2 separate regions of the Homo sapiens genome follow, and region 2 is linked to region 1. The links are chromatin loops, found by intact Hi-C in ENCODE. Cell type or tissue: psoas muscle. All regions are shown on one strand. Links, peaks and the distances in the headings refer to the core of each region. The heading gives the core; the rest is flanking DNA.

Region 1 (5,000 bases), core at 1-5,000:
TCAGGAGTCACACATGCAGAATTCCAGCCAAGCAGAAAACATGTTTGCCCCAGATAGTGACTGTCAGACACAGATTTCACTCCCAATAACTTGGGAATGAAACACAAATAAGGAAGTCTGCATTTCACATGTCTTCTTAGATTACAAATTCAGGCTTAGCACATTAGGTCAGGATGTGATAGCTCAGATGCCAGCTCTTCAGCTTTATTCCACAAGCACCGGGAGTGACTCTTTTCCAGATGATTACAGAATGTGAGTGCTGGAAGAATCCCTCATGATTATTCCATGAAACCAAATTTTTCACTTGAGAAAAGTGGTGACAGGGTATTCAGTGAATTTATCAAGGGTGGGCCAAGTAGGGGTGCTTTGTCTCTGAGATGGTTCCTTTTAAGTCATTCCTGTCAAATGCAGCGTGGCATAGACAAGGCTTTCTTAATTGCCATTCCTCACAAATGAGCATGTGCATTGACATATGTCTTGTCTGTGTGCGTGGCATGGACCATCCCAGCCAACATGCGGCTGATTCCAGATGTTAGCTTGAGGGGCCAACTCAGGTTCAGCATCAGCCAAAGCACTTGGAAATACCTAAGTGATGTCATGATCCCATTTACGCATCTGGAGGATGGAGGCCTGGAACATAAAACTCTTATTTTCCAGTCCATATTGGACCTTAGTCTAGCCTGTGTTCTTCAGACTTTGCGGCCAAAAATGTTCTCTAAAATGTCAGGTTACTATTATAAACTTTTGATTTAAAGATATTAACACACACACACACACACACACACACACACACATCCCAAACAAAAACAAGAGACCTATTTTCCATCACTGGTGCATCATTCATTAAAGGAAGGTCAGCTTAACACCAACAAAAAATTTTGTAATTGTAATCTCAGAATTTAAACATTTAAGGATTCAATATTTATGAAAATTATTGCAAAAATTCAATCTTTGTGAAAATCTCACCACATTGCATTTAGCCCTTTTGTGTTAATAGAGTCTTCTCACCTCTGTCAGATCTGAGTATGAAAACAACTGGACTAACCTGAATTTATTAATAGAATGAAGGGCATCCCTTTCTTACCTTACACAACCCATCAAGATACTTACACAGAGGGAACTTTGACCATGAAATACTGGGCACTCACTATTCCTCAAATGTTAGCCTATCATGCCTAAATAATAGTAATAACAGTAACAACAACAACAATAATAATAATAATTACTAACATTTATTAAGCATATAATACGTACAGGCATTGTCTTAAGTATATTGCGTGCGTTAATTTATCTAATCATCACAGCTGTCATGGACTGAATTACGTCCCCTTAAAATTCCTGTGTTGGGCCCTAAAGCCCTGTAGGGCCTAAGGCTCTAATGTCCTCTGATGGCATTTGGTTATAAAACCTTTAAGGAGATAATTAAGGTTAAATGAGATCATAAAGGTGGGACTTTAATCCAGTGTCTTTATAAAAAGAAGCACCAGAGTGCTGTTTCTGTACATGCACACAGAAAAGACCATGTGAGGCCAGGCACAGTGGCTCACACCTGTAATCCCAGCACTTTGGGAGGCTGAGGCTGGCGGATCACGAGGTCAGGAGATCGAGACCATCCTGGCTAACACGGTGAAACCTCGTCTCTACTAAAAATGCAAAAAATAATAATAATAATCAGCTAGGTGTGGTGGCACGCGCTTGTAGTCCCAGTTACTCTGGAGGCTGAGGCAGGAGAACCGCTTGAACCCGGGAAGCGCAGATTGCAGTGAGCCGAGATCACGCCATTGTATTCCAGCCTGGGTGACAGTGCAAGACTCTGTCTTGAAAAACAAACAAACAAACAAACAAACCATGTGAGGACATAGCAAGAAGGTGGCATCTGCAAACCAAGGACGGAGGCTTCACCAGAAAACAGCCCTGCTGATACCTTGATCTTGGACGCCCAGCCTCCAGAACTGTAAGAAAATGAATTATGTTTAAGCTACCCAGACTGGTATTTTTTTTAATGGCAGCCTAAGCAGACTATACAACAGCCCTATGGGTATATACTTTTATCAGCTCCATTTTGCTAAAGAGGACCTTGAATCTCAGAGTTGTGACTAGCATGAACAAGGTCAAATAGAAATCATGGAGCTTGGCCTTGTTTAATTCTCAGTTGGCATCCATTAAGAAGCAGGCCTTATGTTGAGATGGGAGGAAGGCCCAAGTCCTTGATCTCCTGTCTGAGCCAGTAGCTCTGTCCTTCTGAGCCACTGTACAAGACTCTGTTGTGGAATAACTGCCAGGCCAGAGGGGCTGTTATTACAAAAAGGAAAGACTAGAAAGTCCTGAACTCAGGGCTGGGCACAAAGGAGGGAGCTCAAGAAATGTGAATGGAATCTGCTGAACAAATTAATGAGCAGTATTGTCATTGGCATTCCTTTGTCTTCAACTTCATGTGTGCAGTCACAGTCCTAAGCAGACTATATATTTTTTTTCAAAAAAGAGCAGTTAGCCTAATCAAATGAGTAAACATAAGCAGAACTAATGACTGTTGGGTTCTATAAATTGTGTCTTGAAATGCTAACGGCCCTAATAAGAGCATCCACAGTAAATGAATGCACCATTAGGCTGAAAACAGGATCATCAATACCAGAATATGCCCACTCCTCCTCCTTCCCCATTTATTAGAGTTGGCTGCCCATGAGAGATACATGGTACAAGTATTCAGGTAACCCTATCATGCGGTTTTTACTTGTATTACTCACAGTGATTTGTATGTATAGTAATCCTTCCCCAACCACAGATTCTCTTTTTATGAAATTCTGGTATCCTTGAATTTATTTCTGTATACTTGGAGAATTTCTGTTCTAGGATATTCAGGTTTTTGAGTCACTGCTGTTGGGTATAATTTAGAAATAGAGAAACTGGTGGGTGGTAGGAGAAAAGAGTAGAAGGCAGAACAGGAGATGTTTCACAATGCAGCCTTGGCAGAAGACCTGGGAGTGCCTTCTCCTGTTCACGTCTGCTCTGGGAAGGGAATTGAGATGTGCTGACCTAAGCTCAGAACTCTAGGCCAGGGACTGAAGAGCTCTGCTGTCTATCATGCTCTATTTTTAAGGGAGCTAAGAATTGGACCCCTACAGAGCTCTTTTGAGTAAGTTAAATAAAGATTCCTGCAAGTGTTTCAAACTTCCCGCTTACTGTGTCTCTGGCACCACGGTGGAAGTGGTGAAGCAGGATCACAGGTGACATAAATCAGAAAGGCTCTGAATATTTGATTGGAGGACAAGATAGGGAGGAAAGTGAATTTACTGCACCAGAGGGGGAACATTACAAATGCCTTATTGAAACTGTGGAGAGGGAGATTCTGAAGATTTTTGTATTCAAGGCTAGCAAATGGGAATTAACTAACATGGAAATCATTATTACTATAACTTATACAAAACGCTGTTGATATTCTACTTATGTGTGTGTGATGTTTTTATATTAGAAAAGACTTTGCTTTTATTAAAGTTACACATTTCTATTGACATTTCAATACACACGCCTGCACACGCACGCGCGCGTGCACACACACACACACACACACACATATATGTGAATGACTCAAAATAATCCAGAAACTACTATTGTTAAATTTAGGTCAACATCACTTTAGAGCTGTATCTATAAGCTATCTTCACTGTAACTAGAAAGATGGATGGCAAGTCAAAACTAATTTTAGAAAGATGTGATCACGGTAATCTTTAACACATTAATTTAATTGTGTTAAATGTAAAGGAAGAAAAATAAATGAATATAAATGGAAGGAATTGCTACATTTGATAAATGCTTCTTCACCACAAGATATACTCTTTCCTGGAAGATTATTTTAAGATTAAGAAATAATTTTATAGAAACAATGAGATTTAAATCACTATTTTAAAAGTCACACTTCGATTTTAAATAGTACCAATTAACCCCTTGCTATGAAAGATGAGGAAGTTGGTATACTTGACTATTTCTAATATTTCTTCACCTTTCCCCACCTCCCAATTTTTACTACTTTTAATTTCTTTTTTTATTTTAAGGTTTATAACTTGTTTTGGTTTTATTTATGTATTTAAAAGAATGTAACAATTCTTGGTTGCTTTATCACAATTTCTCCTTACCAAATTCATTAATTTATCTCTTAGTTGATTGAATTTTGTTATCAAAAAACTTTCCCCTCTAGAAGGACTCTCTCCCTTCCCTGAGATTCTAGTACATTCAGGAGAACCTCAGCCTATGAATATAGCTATAGAGAAGTCTGAAGCTAACCTATGTTTTCTTTTGAGGTGATTTATTTATTCTATTTGCTGGCTGAATAATTCTTTCTTTATCTTTGAAATTCAACAATTTCACCAGGCTATGCCTTTGCCCCTGCTGATTCTTCCTTCATTTTAAGAAATTTTTTTATTATAAGCTCTCTGAATATCTTTTTTGTTTGTTTGTTAGTTTTTGTTTTTGGATAGAGCCTCTAACTTAGGGATGCTAGTAATCCTCCATATACTATTGTGAGCCGTTTCTTTGTTCAGAACTTATTTTCCATGTATTTTCTCCATGTTAATAGTTCAGTTTTAAACTCTATCAATTATTTAGCCATTTCTTTTTTATTTACTAGTTTTATCTGTCAGTATCTGCAGAGATCTGTCAGTATCTGCAGAGAATTTGTACCAGGACTCCTGGGGATACTGGGGATCTAAGTCCCTTAGACAAAATGGTATAATCTGTGCTCATTCTCCTGTATATTTTAAATTATCTCTAGATTACTTGTGGTACCTACTACACTGTAAATAACTTATACTGTATTATTTTTATTGTTGCATTTAAAAAATGTTTTTGATCCATGGTATGTTGAATCTGCACATGTGGAAACCATGAAAACAGAGGGCCAACTGTATTGTTACTTTGATCCACAATTTGTTTCCTGAACTCGGCAATCTCCCTTTTATATATTATTCCATTATATTTGGCTTTTGAGCTTTTGTATTATTGAATTC
Region 2 (16,252 bases), core at 5,952-10,951, 500 kb after region 1:
TAATTATCCTGATTTGATAATTACACATTGTATGCCTATATCAAAACATCACTTGTACCCCATAAATATATATGAGTATTATGTACCCATAATAATTATTTTTAAAAGACAAAAAAGAAGCAGTGTCAAACTTCACGCATGTTATATTCAGACCTAAACTATTCCTCATCTACCGTGAACAACTTTTGTGAATACCATATTAACTCTAAGCACTACCAAAACCCACAAATTGGAGTGTAAAAAGAAAGAAAAAAAAAAGAATATGTGACACTACTAAAAAATCTTATTTTATTATGCCAGAACCTATCGCATTCATGTACCTGAGAGGAAGGATTTGATACACTAATTTGTCCTTTCCCTTACCTAAGTGCTTCCACTGCTCAAGTTTCCCTTGTCTTTTTCTAATAACAACAGCAAACCCACATACCTGAATGAATTGATTTGTGTTGTGGAGCAAGAGATGTGAAGAAGCATTTCCCTGGGGCCTGAATGGTGATAGCATTGACAGTGAATGTTCCAGGTTATGATGTGCCAGCAATAACAGCTGGTTCTCAAGTGAGAGACACTAGTGTGTTTGTGTGTGTGTGTGATCATGATCGTGATATATATCGTCCTTTAAATTGCAAGGATTAGGACAGAGACCACTCTTGCCTTTGGTATATTCTGGAAAATACCTCCCAGAACTCTGTTATGTCTTTCTGCTGAGTGTAAATCCCACCTGGCTCTCCAGAATAGAGCCTGCCATCCAGTCCTCTGGCATCCAGAGGGAGAAGCCTTGAATACTCTGCCTTGGTGCTGTTGTTTAGATCTCTACTCCTGACCATTCCACTGCTAACCACCTTCCCATCTACCTTCTCTATCATCTTCCCACAGTCTCTGAGGCTATGTTTATCTTCCTCTGGAACCAGATGACCTGTGTGTCCCCAGACTCTCCTGGTATTCCGTTTGACATAACCCCCAGTTCTGTTGCTACAGACCAGCCTATCAATCACTGCACCCACTGCCTTTGCTGAAGTCTATTAGCACAGTCCATCTCTGGCTGTCTTTAGGAGTACCATCTAACTTGGGTCCCTGGATGATCTCTTTGCTTTCACAACCTCTGAATGGTATGCTTTTCCCCATCAAGAATTAGTTGAAATTCCAGGCTGGCCTTGCTAAGTAACAGCATCCCATCATAGAAAATGTCAGACAAATCCATGTCTCCCACCTCTGACTGGGTAAAGTGCTTTATTAAAAATAAGAGTTGCAAGTGATGGGCCGGGCGCGGTGGCTCACGCTTGTAATCCCAGCACTTTGGGAGGCCGAGGCGGGCGGATCACGAGGTCAGGAGATCGAGACCATCCTGGCTAACACGGTGAAACCCCGTCTCTACTAAAAATACAAAAAAATTAGCCGGGCTTGGTGGCGGGCGCCTGTAGTCTCAGCTACTCGGGAGGCTGAGGCAGGAGAATGGCGTGAACCTGGGAGGCGGAGCTTGCAGTGAGCCGAGATTGCGCCACTGCACTCCCACCTGGGCCACAGAGCGAGACTCCGTCTCAAAAAAAAAAAAAGAGTTGCAAGTGATGATCCAATAGAGAAGGCTAGCCTGCAAAAGTTTTGGGAGGAAGTGTAGTTTTTAAGTTTGATTCTGAATCTTTAAACAGAGTTTGGAAACTTTTCCCAGTTTTCGTATACCCAGCCCAATTCACACATTTACATTACTAGGCTAGCCCTATAGGTAAACAATAAAGCATTGTTTTTAGAGCCAGATGAAAGCGAATTTGAATCTCTGCTCCATTTCTTACCTGCTGTGTACTCTGAAACAAGTTACATACTCTTTCAGAGCTCAGTTTTCTCATCTCTCAAAAGGAATAGCAAAACACACCTAGCAGGTTAGTAATGATGACTAAAAGAAAATGTGCTTTAGCATAGTGTTTGCACACGCTAGATAATTGGTAGTTGTTGGTTCTGTTCCCCTCATTCAGCCTCCACAATTCTCTAGCCACACTCTCAAATCTGCTAATGGATACCTTATAACTTGGCTCTGAGTGGGGCCACTACTTCCTCCTTTTGGATGAGCAATTAAGGACTCAGGGGGCAGCCTGTAGCCAGGAACTTAACTAAGTCAACTAAATCCAATAAATGACTTCTTCTATTACATAGAAATCATGGGTGCTCGTAGATACAAATTGGCTGTCTTCTCTACTTTCCTTTACAGCATTTAAGTAGTTCCTTAACACAATTTTATTTTGGAGCTTCCTAATTATATTACTCCAGGTACCTACTGTCAATGAGCTTGCCCATGGGAAAAAAAAAAAGAAGAGTTATTTATGCATTTTTATATTCCACAAGCATTTATGGAGTAACTCTGGTGATCTCAGCACTGCAGAGCATGCCAAAGTATAAGACATGGTTCCTGCCCTTGAGGAACTTAAAGACTCACTGGTGATAAATAATAAATATGTGAGAAATTATTAAATCAGAAGTGTATAAAACAGATGATGAATATTTAAGGGGAATGATGTTGTGGAAGAGCCCAATAATAATATTATATCTGTAGTTTATTTTTTAACTATTTTTATATATAAAGAAATGAAGTAGCTAGAGAATGTACCGTGGGTCAGGGAAATAGCATGAACAGAGCCTTGACAACTTGACTGAGCCAGTAGGAGCCTGAGCCAGTTGGAGTGAAAGCCCCATATAGAAGAGTCATTTCATTTCCATAAACATGAGCAAGCTCTAAATGATAGCTACAATCCCACAAGTGTTTTTCCTGCCCCTGGCCTTTCTCCTACTTGGGACAATCTATCATACTCTAGTGTAACAAAACATTCTAAGTACCATGTGAAAAGTATCACTCTCCCATTCAAACACTTACAATGGCCCTCTACTACTGCTGAATCCCACTGCTCACTGAATCCAGACTCCTCTGTGGTATCCTTATGGATCAGATAGAGGCTCAAAGTTTGGATTGTAGCGCAGTTAAGTAAAGAGAGGATAGCAAACTAGCAAACTGGATTTGAATCCAGTTCAGCCATCACCTAGTTATGTAGACCCCTAAGGAATTCAACTTCCTTGTGCCTCAAATCCATAACTCATCAGTTGCTGAGGAGATTACAATAATTTAATACATGTAAAGGACTTAGAATACTATTTGTCACATAGAAAATACTCAAGGACTATTGCCTGTCGGTAGAGGAATGAACGTATTGATTAATGGAACAAGTGAACCTGGAGAAAAGTTTCTACTCCCAGCCCTGAAAGCTCAGTTTGTGAGCCAGTGAAGACATAGAAGATATACTTATTCCATTTGCGAAATGATATAAAGTGGATAGGAATAGCAAATATGTTGGATGACAAATAATGTTCCAACACTATGCTAACCACCAACTGAAAGGGACAGACCTAACAAGATACAAGGAACAGGAATAAACACAGCCCAGTACTTTATGTGCTGGTAAACCAGCTCTCTAGAAGATAAAAGCCCCTGATTCACAGTATTTGCTAAATCCTGTGGTATAAAGACTCCTACCACAGCTGATGTCAAGTTACCATGTGATGTCCTGAACTCAGAATTGGGAAGAGATGCTAGCTAACATTGGCTCTCGTGAACTGCTGTGGGCTTGTTCTAGTACACCACTGAAAACAGAAAGTCCTAAACGAAGTTTAAAACAAAACTCTGTGTTTAGTATGATATAAAATGTGGCATAGTGCCTGGCCCTAAAGAGTTTCCACGAACTGAGCGACTGTAAATTCAACATGCGAGAGAAGCAGGGAAGTGAAATGGCCTGAGAGCTCTGGTCCTGCAGCCAGACATTTATGGATTCAAATTTCACCTTCCTTGCTTGCTAGGTGCATGATCTTTGAATAATCACTAAACCTCTAATCCTAGCTCCCTCATCTCTAAAATGGAAATGATGATAATAATGATAATAATGTCTGCCTCGTAAACTTACAGAGTTGAATGAGAAATGTCATGTTAAGAAAGAGTTTAGCAGACTGGGCACGGTGGTCCATGCCTGTAATCCCAGCACTTTGGGAAGCCAAGGCAGGCAGATCCCTTGAGCCCAGCAGTTCAAGATCAGGCTGGGCAACATGCTGAAACCCCATCTCTACAAAAAATATAAAAATTAGCTGGGTGTGGTGGCATGCACCTGTAGTCTCAGCTACTCAGTAGGCTGAGTTGGGAGGATCATTTGAGCCTGGTGGAGGTTCGAGGCTATAGGGAGCCAAGATCACACCACTGCACTCCAGCCTGGGTGACAAAGTGAGGCCCTGTTTCAAAAAAAAAAAAAAAAAAAACCCAGAAGAAATAAAGAAAGAGTTTAGCAATAAAAAAAAGACAAGCAACCAAAAGGGGAAAAAATGGGCAAAATAATGTGAATGAGCTATAGCTGCCATAACACACCACCCAGGGCTACTGGCTTAAAACAACAAATATCTATGTGCTCTGATTTCTGTGGGTTGACAGTTTGGGCTGAGCTCAGAAAAAAATGGCTCATTTTATCCTCAAGAAATTAGCTGGGCTCAGTCTCATGTTTGCAGTCAGCTGGCAGTCAATGGCCTCACTCATGTGTTTGGCAGTTTGCTGGACTAATGAAGGTCACCAGGCCACGTGTCCCTCATCATTCAGCAGACTAGCCCAGGCTTTTTCACATGGTGGTGGTTTCAGAGAAGCAAGAAACAGCACCAATGCACAAGCACTTTCCAAGTCTCTTGGGCCTCTTCAAGTCTCACATTTTCTTATCTCCTTAGCCAAAGGAAATCACATGTCTACGCCCAGAATCTGTATGATGGGAATTACCCAAGGATATCGATTCAGGGAAGGAAATTATTGTGGCCATTTTTGCAAACTAGCACAATGTAAGAATAGGAAATCGATAAAAGAAAAAATCCAAATGGCAAAAAAAAAATGCGTGAAAAGACGTCCAACCTTATTAGTAAAAGGAAAATGCAAATTAAAATGAGATATCATTTCATATTTACTGGCTTGGTAAATAAAAAGCCTTATAAAACTGAGGAATGGTTGAAAATGGGGAAATGAGAAATCCTGTACACAGCTACTGGAGCATAGACAAATTATGACACACTCATAGAATTCAGTAACTAAAATTAGGTTCCTAGGAATCAATATTGAAAACATAATTGTGAGTTACAGAATATCAGACAAATAAGATTTGATACTTTATATATGATATTTTATAAGTATATATGTAATAAAATTATAAAACATGGGTGGGAGGAACATACATCAACTTCAGAATAATATTTATTTATTGTGATGAAAGAATGAAAAGCAAAGAATGAAAAATAAAGGAGGCTTTGATTTTATCTGTATATTTTATTTATCCAAAAATTTGAAGTAATCATGGTAAAATAGCAGCGTACTGGAGGGCAAGGAGGGGAGGTGGGGATGGTTAGTAGATACAGAAACAGTAAAAAGAATGAGTAAGACCTACTATTTGATAGCACAACAGGGTGACTAAAGTCAATAATAACTTACTTGTACATTTTTAAATAATTTGAAGAGTGTAACTGGATTGTTTGTGACTCAGAGGATAAATGCTTGAGGGGATGAATACCCCATTCTCCATAATGTGCTTTTTTCATATTGCATGCCTGCATCAAAACATTTCATGTACACCCAAAATATATATACCTACTATGTACCAACAAAAATTAAAAATTAAAAGCATAAATAAATAAAAAGGAAAAGAAAAATATATGAAAATTAAAATTATGAAAAAAGCAAAAAAAAAAAAAAGAATATGTGTTAAATTCCAGAGGCAGGTCCATGAGGACTTGCTATGTTCAGAATATTTTAAATATAATATGTTTGAAATATTTCATCATTAAAGTGACATTTAAAGAAATAATAGCTGACATCTTCTTTAAGAAGAAAAGGTTGGAGGAACAAGTTTTATAACTGTTTAATTGGCTGCCCAAAAAATCTGCTCTTAGATTACATTTATGGAAGTATAGAATGTAGAAAGAAGGTGTGTACAATCCTGCTCTACTCCGTAGTGTCAGACCATGCCATGCTGGAGCACACTTTAGAAAGGACATACACAAATGTGAGAGTGGCCATTCATTCTGCCAACCACACTGCTTGAGTCTCTACTTGTGCTGTCAGTATAACAGGCCCTGAGGATACCACAGAGGACACAACATCTTGTGTCCCTGCTCTCAGAGGGGTTTGGATCATAAACCTGAAAGACACAATTCCAAACACCATCATCCCAAATACTGAAATCCCTAGAGATCAAAATTCCTAAACAGAAGATGGGAAAGTTTAACAGGAAATGTTCATGTTGTTGCATATCGAATCACAGAAGAATATCAAAAAGAGCAGCACTACATAGAAAATGAATATGAAAATATTCTCTGAGGAAAGCCATGTCCTAATAGAAAAAAGCAGCTATTCATCGTGATGCAAGACTTCAAAATATAGTCAATGATAGTGAAGGTTAGCCAGCCTTATGGACAACCTCTGTGCAATTGCCATTATCTATCCACTTAATATACTTTTCATGTCTAATGTTTTTCTTTTCTTTTTGTTAGTCTTTTTCATTATTTTAAATTGTTAATGTTGTATTTTACAATTTGCTAGGCTATGTATTTCATCTTTACATCATTTTCAATATTGAAGATATAAATTGCATAGAGACTTTTGGAGAGTTCTAATTGGTTTTACACATTTTTTTGCAGATTTGACTCCAGAAAATGCATTATCATAACGTTGACTTTGTGTGTAAGCATTGTGCATGTAAGTAAAAATGTTGAAATTTCCTCAATAAATGAAGAGATGTTCTTTTGCTACATCTGCTTTTGTGAGAAATGTCTCAAGATCTCGGCTCTTTGGGAGACTGCATATGTGATGGTGACCCAACATGGTTTTGTTTTTTTATTGATCTCTTTAAAATACTGTTAGGTTGCTCATAACAGTATTTCATATGACTGCAGTTATAAGGCTGCGTACACAACCATAGTGATATGTGTTTATATATTTCCCTTTTTCACCTATTTCTTTATGAATACAGTTCATCTGCTCATAATTGTTATATCCATGTGGCTGTCATTAGTATATCTGAATTTTTATGCCTCCAAAAATGTGTATGTTATTGACTCTTTTATTGTATAAAGTGGCCTGTGAAGTGTTCTGTTGCATTTTTGTTTCTCAAATAAATTCCCTTTTAAATATCTTTAAAATACTTTTTTATTGTTTTTCTCAGAGTTATATTTTTGGGATTGTGATCTTTCAGGATTTCCACATTCAGGATGGTGGCACTCTGGATTGTGTCTTTCAGGATTATGATCAGCTCTCCTCTTGGAGGCTTACCTTGCCTCCCAGTCAACATATACAGCAAATTTAAGAGCATATAGGATATAGTGGGTGAGGCAGTGGAGAGTTGATAACATAGCAAGGAGATGAAAAACTGCCCAAGCCAAGTTGTGAGGGGAAGAATGACAAGGCTGCCCGCCCCCACCTCTCTCCCACACTGACTCTTAGTCTACAGGGAATGCTGGGCTTTAGATGGAGCACTCTGAGTACCTTCCTGCACAGATACACTCAGCATAACCAGGGAGAAATCTGATATGTGTCCAGGGATCTCACTGGAGCTTTCCATGAAGCCCAGCCTTAGTGTCCCCATGAGAACTTCGCCCTCAAGCAAAGCAGAGGATCAGCGCAGTGTGCTCCATCCATCAGCTACTCGGCAGCCTTTATCCCTTCAAGGCTGAACTGCAAAAACAGTTATTTTTGCTGTACTGTATTTTTATTTCTCTTCAACTCCCTATTTCCTATTCAGTAATTATTGCCAAGAAATATTCACAGAAAACATGCTAGGTTTCTGACAGTCTGTCATGTGGGAGCTCTTCCTGTGCACTGCCTGGAGACTGGAGGCTGGCTGGGTGAGGTGCAGGGAGAATGGTTCTGGCCACCATAAGGAAAAAGTCTAAGGCTGCTGGGTTCAGACTAGCAGCAGGTAGCCTCTTTGGAGGTCTGCCAAGAGAAGACACAGGAACACTGAAGAGCAAGTGGCTGGTTGGCCTTAAGAATTCTATAAAATGTCTTCATTGAATTTTTCTGATTCTAGAATAATTATAAAACCATTAAAAATTAAAGAAATGTTTAAGACAGTGTGGCTCCATAATTTTATCTTGTAGGGAAAACCACTATTCACACTTTGATCTGTATCTTTTCAGACATTTTTCATTGCATATGCAAACTTTCAGATATGAAAGGGGGATCATGATATATATAGATTGCCTTGCAACTTGCTTTTCTCTCCCGCCATAATGTTATATTTTGGAAGCCTTCCCCATATTGGATCTGCATGACTATTCATTCTTTTTATGGGTTGCAATATTTATTCCTTCACAAATACCTACCAAACGTGAGCACCCACTTAATGTCAGGCACTCTTCTAGGCACGAGGGAACACAATGATAAGCAAGAGTTTTGTCCTCATAAAACTTTACATTCTAGTAAAGAGAAAGAAATACACAAACAAAAAGATATCAAAGAATGTCCAAGAAATACATGCTATGAAATAAAATAAAGCAGGTTAAGGGGTCACTGTGCAACAAAGAATACTGTTTTAAATTGCATAGTCATAGAACACTTCTCCCAGGGATTCTGTATCAGTGGTCTATCGCTGTGTTTCAAATTACCCCAAGACTTAGTGTTTAAAACAACAGTATTCATGACTCACAGTTTCTGTCTAATGGGAATCCAGCAGAGGCTTAGCTGCACCCGCTGCTTCAGGATCTCTCTCAGGCTTCAGTTGAGTTGCCAGCCAGACCTGCAGTCATCTGAAGGTTGTTAGCAGGAATTAGTTTCCTACAGGCTGTTCTCTGGGAGCATCAGTTCCTCATTGGCTGTTGGCTGAAGGTATCCCTCAGTTCCTTGCCATGTGGACTTCTCCATAGGGCAGCTCACAGCATGGCAGCCTGCTTACTCACAAGCAAGAATGACAGGGAGAGGAAGACAGAGGGAGAGAGAAAGAGCATGCAAGATGAAGTCATGGTATTCTGTTATAAGATCTCAGAAGTGAAATCCCCCCTTTTAAAATATTCTATTCATTATTAGTAAGTCACTAGGTCCAGCTCACACTAGAAGGGAGGGAATCCATACCAGGAGGGCAGGTCGTTAAGGGTCATTTTCGAAGCTGTTCACCACATGTTGATATTTGAACAGAGGTATAAATAGAGTGAGGAGACAGTCGTATTAATATCTGGGGGAGAAAACCTTCCAAGAAGGAGAAACTGCAGGAGCAAAGGCCCTAAGGGTGGAACTGCCTTGGTCTGTGGAACAGCTATAGCCTCTAGGAACTGGAGCAGGAGGAGAGAAAGAGCAGTGGAAAATTAGGGTGAGAACGGGGAAGGGACCAAATCATCCCAGGCCTTATAGGCCATGGGAAAGGGCTTGGGGTTTTATTTTAAGAGTAATACGAAGCCACAGTATTCCCTAGTTTGTATTATCATAATTTATTTGCTTAACCTACTGATGAAGATCATTTTTAATTTTCTGTTTGTAAAAATGCCAACCCTAAATATATGTATGTGTGCATTTATCCTGCAGGTATATGTGTATCCTCAGGGGACTTTTTCTGGACCAAAAAGTATGTGCATTTAAAATGTAGATACACACATATTGCCAAACTGCACTCACAAACACTTTCCCAATTGACTCGCCCATCAAAATTGTGCAAAAGGAAAGTCCTGGCCAACACTAAGTAGTATTAAGCTTTCGAGTATTCGTTAATCCGATGCAGGAAAGTGGCATTTCATTGTGATTTGTATTTGTTTCCTCTCTTAAGAGGACAAATCTCTTTGCATCCTTCTGTTTCATCCTCTGCAGGGTCTGGTGGGGTCTAAGGGTCCTCTACTCTGACTGTCTCTAATGGCTGCTGGCCCCACAGCCCAGGAGCTGGCCGGCTGTCCAGCATTGCTTCCCTTTTCTTCCTGTGGTCTCAGGGGCCACTCTGGCCTTCCTACTGCGGAGCCTTTGCCTGATCTCCTTTCCCCACACACATCTCTTTCCACTTGTCAGACTCAGGTGTCTCCTCAGTGTCTAGCATCCAGCTGCCTCTGCCATGCTCTCCATCAGATTACAGGTGCTCAGAAGCCCCTCCACAGGATGCCAGGTGGCCCAGTGAAGCAATAGTCAGAGAGGTGTACACCAGGCTTCTATCCAGCTCCAGCTCCTATAACTCTCTGATCTTGGGGAAAGTGCCGAAACAGCATGTGTCTCCATGCTTTCTCTAAATGGAGGTCAGAAATAATAGTCACTTCTTAGGTATGCTGTCATAGGATTAAATGCGAAAGTTAAAACAAAATACTAGGAATAGTACCAACCACTTAGTAGGTAGTCAGTAAATATGAACTCTTACCATCATCGTACCTACCTGAGTGCATTTGAGATGCAGTGAGGGCATCTGAGTTCCTAGAAGGCAGAAACAGTACCTTATTCATTTTTGCAATTCTAGAGGTACTTCATACAGTTCCCTGTACAAGACAGCATTCAATAATTATTTGTATAATTATTTGTGTATGTGTCAAATCAAGGAATTCACACCTGAATGAATGAATGAATGAATTGAATGTGCAGCCCTAACATGGAGGGATTTAACTGTCAACTGTTATCTTGGGTACAGTTGGGAATCCTTGAAGGATCTCATGAAGATTAAATAACATAAAATAATGTTTTAAGAAGGAATTTAAGGAATAAGTAAATTTACAAATAAGATTTTTTTAAACCTGCAGATTTCGCCAGTTCTCATAAACGAAAGCGGCCAAAACACATTTGGAAACATGTTTTAAGCTGTCTGCTCTTCAGACCATGCATGCATAGGCTCCCCAGCCCTCCCCCAATTTCTGTAGCCCACCCTGCCTCCCAGTGGCCCATTACCAGGCAGAGGCCCCTCTAGAGATGAGCACACAAATGTGCTCACTGTTTTTGCCTCAGGTGCTCTCTCCAGCATGCACGGTGGTTTAAAACAGAGGCAAACAACCACAGCCTGAAGGCCACATTCAGCTCGCAGATATATTTTGCTTCATGCACACAGTATTTTCTAAAAATTAAATTAAAACTCAGGAGATTTACATTTTTTAAAGTACAGATACCTTGCAAAACCTGAGGTCTGGCCACAGGGACCAGCACTTCCTCATGGAAGCACCAGTCTTTTTCATGAACCCCTATAGCAGCAGTCCCCTTAGGACAGGCCTATACTTTATTTTCAGGTCCCCAGGACCCTACATTCTTATCTCATTGTTTATGTTGAACGGATGCCGAGCCACATGAGTTTTCAACCCTTGTTTTACAAGTATCATTCCAAGTAGACATTGGCCTTGCCTTTCACTAATGAAATACTCACTAATGAGTATTTCAGCCCCAAATAATTCCTCAAACATATAAAGCAACAGTTCCTTAACCCCGACATGATTTTTGAGAAAACTTCTCTATAATCGGATATACTCAAGCATTGTCTACAATTCTAACCTCTTAGATACTGAGTACTCGTTTGGCTACCACTTTTTTCAAGGTGTACCTCCATAAACATCCCATGGAAGACATTTTGGGGAACACAGCCTGGGAAGGTCCAGAGACCCTCAATACCTAAAGAGAAAACTCTACACTCACAGATACACTCACAGAGACAATCTCTTAGAAATAGGGGCAACACTGCCCATCTTCAGCCCCTTACCAAGGGAGGTGATACAAGAGAGATGACACAAGCCATCCCCTGGATAAGTCAACTGCAGAGGAAGCTGGGGAAGAGGAAGACCCATTGCCTTTGCTCAGGATTCTAGAAACAGACTCTGAGATGGAGATGTATGTGCAGGAGTTTTGTCGGAGCAGGCACTAGGGAATGCAGAAGCCTCAGATAATCCTGCAGGAAGCTTGGGAGTTATGGACTGCGGAGTATTCAGAGTTCTCTTCCAAATTGAGGCAAAGGGGCCAGGCCTTTGTAACCCCTGTATCAACCAGTCATTGAAGGAGAGAGTATTACCCTGGGAAAGGCAGCTCTCACCAGCCAGATGCAGTTCCCAGACAGGGATTTGGCTATGGCCATCAGTAGCCAACACTCTCAGCATGAGCAGATAAGTGTGTCAGTCCTGAAAGGGAATCTGACTGGAATTCACAGGTCCACTACATCCACCTTCCTCCTTCAGGGTAAAATAGAATAATCTTCCCAGCCACTGGCACCAACAAATGCCATGTGAAAGCCAGAAGGTAAGACCTGGAGGCAAGGCTCTGGCGTATTGCTTCTAACATTTAACACTGGGAACGGCAGTACTCTTTCTGAAGCACAGTTCTGGATACAATGCTACAATATTTAAAAATCCTCAGGGGCTCCCAATTTTCTCCAAAATGATGTACAAACTCCTTAGCCTGGAATTCCAGGCCCTTTATCTTCTGTCCCAGACTACCTTTTCAGCTTAACTCTCATTATCTCCTGCAAAACTCAATACTGAACAGTAGTCTCCAAGCAGTCTCCATAGTTTACCTCCTTCATGTCTTTATTGTTGGTTATTCCCTCTTCCTAGAAAAACCATATCTCCCATCTCCATACATCTAAATCTTATCCAACTTTCTTGATTCAGCCTAAATGCTTCCCCGGTTCTATCTAACTGGAAGTAATCTTTCTCTGATCTTGTAATAACATTGCTTTGCTGTGAATTATATTCGATTTCTCCCATATACTTAACCATAAACTCTTTGAAGGCAGGACTTAGGTCTCATTAAGTGTCTTTTGTATCATAAATATTCATTTAATTTTTAATGTATTAATAGATGGATTGACAGATATATGGACATATGGGTGGACAGGAATATAGATGGAAGAATGACAGGCTCAGGATAGATTCCTGCTATTGAGATGATGTCTTCACTGTCTTGTCTTCATTCTGTTCCTTAGCTCTGTGTATCCTATTTAATTTATGAATAAGAGGCAGATTGGTCTAAAAAGAACTAGGTTATATTTTCCATATTGAAATATTCAAATTGCTTACTGAGCACTGGAGGCAGTGGGGAATCACTGAGCCCCCTTTTCAAGCTTGTTACCACATTTGTGCATAAGAGGGAAATAGCATCTAAGTCCCATTTGAGCCTACCACAAAACAGCCCCTGAGCCAGCTGTTATATTTCAAGTGGTACCACTTGGAAGACTTCTTGAACTTCAGATGGTTATTAACAAAACAATATGCTGATCAGTTCCAAGACACTAAATCAGAGGCAATGAGTTTTGGCAGCTGCTTGGCTCATGAAAGGTGACACCCAATTAGAGAATACGGTCAACCCCAGTGTGTGCTTCCGACTTCCCACAGTATTTATAGATGCAGTCATGGATCTGACAGCCAAGGATCCCACTTGGAGACACAAACTCTTCCAGAAGCCATACTAATAACCACTTACTGTTGCGTGATGCTGCACTTCATCTGAGTCCTCACAATGACTCCAAGAGGTAGGGATGGAATGTATTCTCATCTTCTCTTGAAGCCTCAGAGAGAAAAGACTATCCCAGAATGGCATGTCAGTAAAGTTGGTGTAGCAGCAAGGCCACAAGTAAAACCCAGGCTTTGACTCCTTCTCAGCAGCAATCTCCTTGCTATGTGATCTCATCCATACCTTTGCCTCCAGGTCTACAAAGAAAAATTATCAAATATATAATAATTTATTAATAATTTATGCAAGTGACATCATAGCCATTTTTAGAATTTTAGCACAATGCCTCGTAATTATTCATAAAGCCTGATCTAGATTATTTCTGCAAAGTTTAATTTCAATCTCTTTTGTCCTATCCTCATCTATTTAATATCTTTTGGGAAGAGGGCAGGTTTTAATTTTCAAAAGAGTAAGATGGTCCCTAGAAACTCCTTGAGAAGATTGTGTAACAGAAGAAATGTGAACCCTTATTGGGAAGAACATGTTTCCTGGGACCAACTGTGACTCACTAAGAGCAATCCCCATTAGACATGCCTGTTGGTGAGATGACCACAATAGAGAATTAAAAAGATGCAGTAGATACTGTGCTTATTGATTTTAGCAATGTCTTTGATGGAGTTTCCTATAATATTGTTGTTAACAAATTACAGAGATATGGACCTCATGATAATACAATTCAGTGGATTTATAACTGGTTGAATAAATTTGGAGATGACGATTAATGGGTGATATGACGCTATAGGATGCCCTGAACTGTGATATAATGAAGAATTTTGACCTCTGCCTCATTCAGTCCAAAATTTTTATCAAGTATTATTAAATATTTGTCCCCTTGAGCCTGCATACCCCATCTACATGAGGCTGAGAGAAGAGGCTGTGGAGGGGGATGGCAGAATCAGCATGCCAAAAGCAGTAGTTCAAACCTGACCCAACATTTCAGAGTCATATTCAAATAATCAAGTGCACACATAAAGGATGAGGAGACAGACCTTGATAGCAACTCATGAGAAGAAGACCTCAGAATTGAGTCTACTGTCTCAGTTTCACTCAATAGTAAGGGGGCAGTTGCCAAGGAAGCTAATAGGAACACAGGACTACATTTTCCAGTGGTAACTAACTGCTGTCTGCTTCTTCCAGAGGTTCTGAGATCTGTAGTTCAGGGTATTCACTGACCAGATGGAGAAAGGTCACAGGCAGGAAAAGAAAATGGGAAAAGAACTGAAAACTATATTAATTAAAAGACCTTGGAGATGTTTAGCCAGTTGATGATTCTCTTTAAATGTCTGAAAGACTGTCCCAAGAAAAAGGAAATTTTCTTTTTTTTTGAGACGGAGTCTTGCTCTGTCACCCAGGTTGGAGTGCAGTGGTGCCATCTCGGCTCACTGCAAGCTCCACCTCCCAGGTTCATGCCATTCTCCTGCCTCAGTCTCCCAAGTAGCTGGGACTACAGGCGCCCGCCACCACACCTGGCTAATTTTTGTATTTTTAGTAGAAACAGGGTTTCACCGCATTAGCCAGGATGGTCTCGATCTCCTGACCTCATGATCCGCCCGCCTCAGCCTCCCAAAGTGCTGGGATTACAGGCATAAGCCACCATGCCTGGCCGGAATTTTCTTTCTGTGTGAATCCTTGGTGCAGGGCTGGAGCCAGTGAGTAAAAGTTAAAAGAAAGCACATTTTCGTTCAGCTGTATAAGAAAATGCTAAAATATCAGTTTACCATGAAAGTCTACATGCCAGGAAGAAACTGAATGAACGTTAAACAGACTCACAATTAAGAGAAGCTATGATGTGGGCCTAGCTTACGGTATGTGAGTTCTCTGGGCCAGGACAGACAGCTTGAGTACCAGGCAGGTACCCTGAGGATGTGCCATCACCACAGTGACCACAGACCTGAACTGGCTCTCTGCGGCTTTGTGGTCTGTATTTACGGCCCATCCATGCATCCTTGTGCCTTCCTGTCCCTAACTGGTGCCTGCACTGAACACTTGGGTCTTGTATTGTGCTTAAATCCTTCACACCAGGCCTGAGGGTTCGGCCTAAGTAGTTTCAGCCTCTCAAGGGTCTTCTTAACTAAACTTTTCTGCTTCTCTGTGGCCTTCTGATCGACCCTCCCCAACCCTGCATGTCCCACAAGCTGTGGAGTTCCCCACTGCACATAGTACTTTATTAAAGGCTAGAAAATTAGGGATGTGAATGACAATAGGATGGGCAACCAAGAGTGCTCATCAAGTCTCCTCCCTGAAGTTATTTAGAAACAAGAGCCTTCTTTGTTAAGATTTTTCAGAGGACAACTAACTAAGTGAGCCACATGGCATCTGGAAGGGGAGGGGAATGGAGTTGGCACTGGTTGAACCCCTACTCAGTGACTGTCATTGTGTTAGGGTTTTTGACACACATTACCACATGAAATACTCACAATACTCCCTTGGTTAGGTCTAAATCTCTTTTAAGTGAGAGGTGACAGAGATTCCTAGGGTTAAGTAACCTGCCCAAAGTCATAATGCTGGCAAGTTGCAGAGCCAGGATTTGAATTCAGCACGACCCTCCAGCCTATTTCATCCCTGCTGCAGGCCTTTTCTAGCTTGGAAAGTCTAAATCTACCAGGTTTTCATGCGATGCAATTATTGAATTACTTGTAGAATTTCATTCTTTTGAATGGTCTGTTTTGCAGCAACACACAGGAAAAAATTGTCACTCCACACAGCTTTGATTAGCAATATTAACACTCTTTTAGAAAACATAGATTACAGCAATGCAGGAAGCTGGCCCTGAAATTAAATTCAGGATGATAACTCAAGAATTTTAGATATAAGGGCAGAAAG

What was found. Peaks named below come from ENCODE experiments on the same cell type or tissue, not always from the same donor. Only the 100,000 strongest peaks of a DNase experiment are listed, where the experiment ranks them.
Region 2: a loop joins it to region 1, with 2.2 times the contacts of the local background. A loop is called at or near these places in 1 of 110 quality-filtered maps.

Annotation. Positions count from the first base shown.
Region 1 is chr3:134,985,951-134,990,950 of GRCh38, forward strand. All of the region lies in intron 3 of EPHB1 (EPH receptor B1), which reads left to right. Among named protein-coding and RNA genes, the nearest start is that of EPHB1, 190 kb to the left of the region's middle. In psoas muscle, for the core only: no CTCF peak of the experiment used is centred there; a DNase peak (open chromatin) is centred at 3,001.
Region 2 is chr3:135,482,870-135,499,121 of GRCh38, forward strand. It overlaps LOC105374122 (a long non-coding RNA gene), which reads right to left. Exons shown (of 7, transcript XR_924528.4): 2 at 13,400-13,626; 3 at 10,389-10,426; 4 at 8,694-8,931. Among named protein-coding and RNA genes, the nearest start is that of PPP2R3A, 470 kb to the right of the region's middle. In psoas muscle, for the core only: no CTCF peak of the experiment used is centred there; a DNase peak (open chromatin) is centred at 8,822; H3K27ac peaks cover 528 bases.